2 separate regions of the Homo sapiens genome follow, and region 1 is linked to region 2. A link is a contact called in ENCODE Hi-C or POLR2A ChIA-PET data. All regions are on one chromosome and are shown on one strand. Each heading gives the region's core, a stretch centred on a gene start or an enhancer-like site at or near the end of the contact. The rest is flanking DNA. Distances are from core to core; before and after follow the strand shown. Region 1 has its middle 20 kb from the start of HLA-DOA. Region 2 holds the start of RGL2 (ral guanine nucleotide dissociation stimulator like 2).

Region 1 (2,700 bases), core at 1-2,500, 270 kb before region 2:
ACACCAAACATTGATTCATCAAGGAGTCTTACCACTTTACTATACTTCCATTTCAACTCACACTCAAATTCATCACTGATAATGTCTACTTTATAAAATATTCCTTCAAAGCAGCCATTGGCCTAATCCCCAGATGATGCCATTGATCCATGACAATAGGGAGAATAATGTCTCCATCATTACTTTCTTCTCATAGTCTTTTAATTCCTTATACAGAGGCTAGTTTCAACTGCAGAAGTAACATGGGGTCCTTTGTCTATCAAACACTCCCCTTGTAACATTCATATCTGCTCTGGGACAGAAATCTGTCCTTTGGACACCAGAGTAGGAGGTTTAAGAAAGGCCAAACGTTGATACAATCCAACTGATGTAGAGTGATAAGGAAGGCAGTCAGGCAGCATGAGGAAGTGGGAGGATGGGAGTTACAGAGAATTTCTGATGTAGACAATGAGCTTCTTTTCTTTTTCTTAAGGGATTTCCACAATCCTCCACTTTGTGGTATTGGGGACAGTGGTAATGACAGGGTGGGAAGGGCAGAAGAGGCTTATTTCAAGAGGAAGCAGTAAAAGGTGGGCCTGTGAGGACCTGTTTAGCAGGCTTTAACATCCTATGTACAAGTCCTTATCTTTTGAAGTGCTCTCCTGATCCAGGCCCTGCTTATCATTATTCACAAATTTCAGTGTCTGAAATAATCCAGAAGGTGGACAATCAGACATCCACAGATTAATTGATGATTTATACTTATTCTCCCTCTCTCCCCACTCTCTCTCCCTTTCTCTTCTCTCTCTCCTCCTCTCCCTCCCCTCCCTCCCTCCCCCTCTCTCCTTCTCCATCTCTCCCTCTCCATCTCTCCCTCTTCATCTCTTCCTCCCCTTCCCTCCCCTCCCCTCTCCCTCTTCATCTCTTCCTCCCCTTCCCTCCCCTCCCCTCTCCTTTCTGTCTCTCTCAGCTCCAAAAAAGAATGATACAGAGATGCATAACACTCCTCTCTCTCCCATCTGAAAATTTAGGGATGGGGTGGGGTCCTAAGAAGCTAGCCTTAGAATCTCTTCCTCTTACTGTGGTTTCCTTAACCCTCCATCATCTCATAACTAATGATAAGTCTGAAAATGAGCTTCCGTATTAATTCTCATTATTCTGACAACAGACTCTAGAATCCAGCCATATTCTACTGTTTGGAGCCAGCCAGGGACTTTCCAAGTATTCACAGTGAAACACTGGCTTCCATGCCTGGGTCTCCCCACCCACTGCCTCTGCACTTGGTGCCTTTGAACCTCTCTTGTTCCTCTTGCCCTTGCTACTTCTGTATAGATCACAAGCTCCCTCCACACAGCTTCAGTTACACACATCCGTGCAGCAGGACCTTCTCAGGGGCTTAGTCTGCCAGAAACTAGTGACACTGCCTTTCACCCACTTTTTATTGGATAGAGAGAAATGTTACCAGAATTTCCCAGGAAAAGAGCTTCTTTGAAGTCTCTACATGCATTCAGATAAATCCTTTCCCCTGATATTTTCCCTCCATCCCCCTCCTCACAGCCCTGTTCAGAAGCCTGAACATGTCATGATGGCTGGGGCCTCAAATCCAGGGGACAATATGAGGTGAAGGTGAGCAAGGAGACAGTCTACAAAGAGGCCGTGGAAGCTGTCGGGGAAGGAGAATGTTCAAGTAGCACAGGCAATCAAACACTTCCTATTGCTCCAGGTGCCAAAGCAGGAATGAAAACCTGTCCCCTCTGTTGAATACTCTTCTTCTTCACTCCTAAAACTACACACCTGATGTTAGTCGTCAGCCCTCTTCTTATCACTCTACACCTGCTGCTCTGGAGAACTCATCCAGGCCTGTGGCTCCCTGCACGTCTACACTAGTAACCTCTGAATCCACGGTCTCCAGCACTCCCTCCTGCTCCCATCCCCAGGTGGCAGTCAGGTGCCTGCACTTGGCTATCTCAACATCAACATCACCCCAACACCTGTTTTTTCATGCATTCAAGGGAGATTTTTTTTCTCCCCAAGTTTCTTTCACCTTCCCTTTGGGGTTCCTGGAATAAATAATACAAAACTTGAGGTTCTCTTGTGATGCTGTTTGGAGTCGAGAGAGAGACAGAGAGAGAGAGATACCCCCAGGAGGGAGTTGTCCCGATTCTTTTCCATCACTCGGGAGCTAGCCCTACATCTAGTCTTACTGTTTGGAGCCTTATAAAAAGATCTCATGAGCAGCCCCCTGGGAATAGCATGTCTTTGTTCTCTGAGAGGCAATGATTTTTATCTGGACCCCACATAACTTTTCCCCAGAGAGCATCACAGTAAAAGCACATGTTTATCTTCTCTCCTTAACTTCTGACATCCTTAAATCCCAAGGAAGGGTATGGAGGGAGACAGATTGATGATTCTGTGTATTTGGGTAAACCAGGTTCCTGGCTAAAATCACTTAGTCAAAAATGCCAAGCATGGTCAAGGGAGAAGGGTTAGAGAGTCTAAAAGAATGAAATTTGGAGACAGGTAAACTTGAAATTTATTCTTTCCTTCACCTATTATTGTGTATGTGATTTGGGGTCATATTCTTAACTATAACTACCTATTGCCTCATCTTAGAATAAGGATAAATAATATCTATGTTGAAACACTGCTGTGAGCATTAGTGCTCAATAACTATTACTACTGTACTAATGCAGGTTCTTGATTTTAAACAATAGAATGCAA
Region 2 (2,700 bases), core at 153-2,652:
CCTCCCGGCCAAGGACTATACCAGCCCAGAGAATTAGTCTTTTTCAGGACCCCTTTCACCCTGGTCCCTCGGGTAGCGCCTCCACTATCTCAGCCCTAAGGGACCCCCGAAGGTAGCAGCTCCAATCCCAGTACAGGAAGGAAAAGGGGAAGTGGGATGATAGGGGGTTGGGGGCGGTAGACTCAGAGAGTCACGTGGCCCCAGCCCCTCCCCCGACCGATCCCGAAAAACCAGCCCTGCCAGTCAACCTGCCCTCACCTAGGATCTGGACCTAGGAGTTTAGGGCCTCGGGGCCCCAAATCCAAATTCTGGCCCCTCCTGAGGCCCGAAATCCTGCTCCTGGCCACCACCATTAATCCCTAATGAAAACAGATGACCACTCTCTACCCACCCTAGGATCTTTCCTCCAGGTCCCAGAACCGTGGCTTCCCGGCCTCTACCCAGGACCGGGGCGGGGCGGGGGGGCGGGGGGAAGGGGGAGAGAGGGAAGGAGGGGTCACGAAATCTGAGGGTTCCCTCCCCAATCCCAGAGTCAGAGGAGCTGGTTACTGTGGAAACAAACCCCTCCCCGCCAAACAAAAACAAGGAGGGAGACAGGGACCAAGACACGACTGCTCAGAGAGGTAGGCACACTCAGGCAGGCAGAGGTGGAGGGCCAAAGACCCGCAGGGACAGGACAGCCAGCCAGAAGTTCCAGGCAGGAACAGGGCAGGTTCCTGCGGGCAGGTCCTGAGTCACACTGACAGAGAACCACGGAGACGCCAGGACTCCCCGCAGCAGAGAAACGGGCCGACACCCAGGGAGGCGCGAGAATAACTGAGGCAAGGAGGAGGAGATGTAGGGACCCAGAGACAAGAGAAAAGTGGAGACTTCAGAAATACATACGCCCCCTACCTCCCACCACCCGCGTCTCACCTCTTCTTCTTCCTCCTCCTCTTCCTCCTGCCCCCCGCCCACGACCAGGCCACCTGGGCCCCCACCCTCTTCGGGGTCCCGGCTTCGGAAGCTGCTCAGTACGACTCCCCCGGGGGGGCTCGTGTCCAAAAGCAGCCGCAGGGGCCGCGGGAGCATGGCCGAGTGAAGGAATCAGCGGGGTCGGGCCATGGGGGCGCCTGGGGAGAGACGGGGTGGGGTGGGGGTGGAGAGTCAGGCAGGCGCGGGGGAACCGGGCAGGGAAGGGACGTGGGTGGGTGTCAAGAAGACCGGAAGGGAGTTCTGCAGGAAGGTTGGGGGAGGGGGCAACAGAAGGGTGGAATAGGGGGGCCCTTGGTGCTGTTGGGGAAGGAGGAGGTCACGAGTACGGGGACGCGCAGGGTGCTCAGGCTCTGACCTGCTCGGGAGGGGTGGGGGCAGCGTGGGTCCTGAGCCGCTGTTGCCGTCGGTCTCCGGCCCCGGACCGAGTCCCCTCCCCGGCTTTTCCGTACCCCCTTGAACCCCCCCGCCGGGCTCCTGGGCCCTCCCGCCCTTTCCGCTCCCCCCCGCGTCCGCCCGCTCCGAGAGCAGGAGCCAAAAGGGGAAGGAAGTGAGGACAGGAGCCAGGGCCGCGGACTAGGGGAGCGCTGGACGCTCAGGGACCAGGACCCAGGCGCCCGAGTCCCCAGCTCCACTGTCCTCCGCCTCTACACTCGGGGATTCTGGAGACCACGTCGACCCGCAATGAACTGGAATAAAGATTCCAGTCTCCAGCCCCTGGGGGAAGGCAGGAGCAGAATTTGACATTCCCTTCCCCAACAATAACACGGCTAAAACTCCCGCGGGAAGCGTTTCAGGCGGAGAGAGAGCCGGTCACTCCATCCCCACGGGATTACCCTCCCTACCACAACCCACGAATGTAGCTGACCGAAATCCCGGCCGGGTTTTCCGAAGGGCCCTCGATTCCCGCCCCCTCGGCAGGGGGCGGGGCAGGAAGCAGCCACATCCGGTTCCAGATTCGGCTCTCAGAGGCTTCCGGCGCCGAGACCGAGATCCCCGTCGGCTCGGTGTATCCTCGCTGGTGGAGTACCCTCTGCTTGAGCGCATCTCATGCGCCAGTAGTGGCGCCCGCCCCGAACGGTGTCGACGGGGCGTTCTCTGAGCGGTTCAGGGTCACTGGAAGGGACCAGAGGTGATTGGAATATTCATTGAGCTTGGAAAGGGGTTGGAATGAGAGAACCGTTTGGAAGCACTGGAATACAGCTTTATTCCTACACGATTAGACCCGTTACCCCGTGGGTCTGGCCGACCGTCCTGACTCGGAGATCCCTGAGCTGCGCCGCCGCTTCCTTCGTCAACATCCAGCAGCTACTTGATGAGCGCCCTCCAGTGGGCCTTAGGTCCCTATGCCGGCGCGGGGTTACAGCAGTGGACAGACAGGCCAGTCCCTGTCCTCGAGGAGCCCATGATCCGCGGGGAGACAGGCATTTAACGACGACTCACACGATCACTTAAATACAACTGTGGTGAACCGCACAAGAGGGACGCGCGGCGGTCTGCGGGGAATGACGAGGCCGACCTCGTCTGCGACCCAGGGAGGGCAAGGGTGGACCAGGCAAAGGGAACAGAGGACTGGGACCTGGAGGTGGGCGGGAGGCGTTTGGTTCATTGGAGGAAAGGAATAGCCCTGTGTGTGATGAGCATTGAGAGGAGGTCTGGCGAGCACCATCTAGGGCTGAAGAACTAGGCAGTGGCTCCAGCGCGGGGCGGTGGGGGGGACAAGTGAGC

Evidence for each region. Hi-C counts contacts between places; a loop is a spot of excess contacts on that map. ChIA-PET counts read pairs that join two places held with the same protein, here RNA polymerase II (POLR2A). Pooled maps may share reads with other maps.
Region 1: a pooled map shows a loop between it and region 2 (3-fold over the local background). The contact joins the enhancer-like site here to the promoter of RGL2 in region 2. A Hi-C loop is called at or near these places in 5 of 50 pooled maps. POLR2A ChIA-PET finds 5 or more read pairs at or near these places in 5 of 52 experiments (CD4-positive, alpha-beta T cell, T-cell, WTC11 and 1 more).

What each region holds. Positions count from the first base shown.
Region 1 is chr6:33,028,206-33,030,905 of GRCh38, forward strand. No RefSeq gene overlaps it. Among named protein-coding and RNA genes, the nearest start is that of HLA-DOA, 20 kb to the left of the region's middle. Within about 2 kb of position 1,251, at least 18 of the 41 ENCODE cell types and tissues checked have a DNase peak (open chromatin) inside an H3K27ac peak, as active enhancers do; they include CD4-positive, alpha-beta T cell, where a contact is called at or near this core.
Region 2 is chr6:33,297,540-33,300,239 of GRCh38, forward strand. It overlaps RGL2 (ral guanine nucleotide dissociation stimulator like 2), which reads right to left and starts at 1,403. Exons shown (of 18, transcript NM_004761.5): 1 at 1,331-1,403; 2 at 916-1,112. The coding sequence starts at 1,071. TAPBP (TAP binding protein) reads right to left here. Exons shown (of 8, transcript NM_003190.5): 8 at 2,155-2,700. RefSeq lists enhancers at 1-281, 368-868, 2,571-2,700 and a silencer at 1,636-1,814.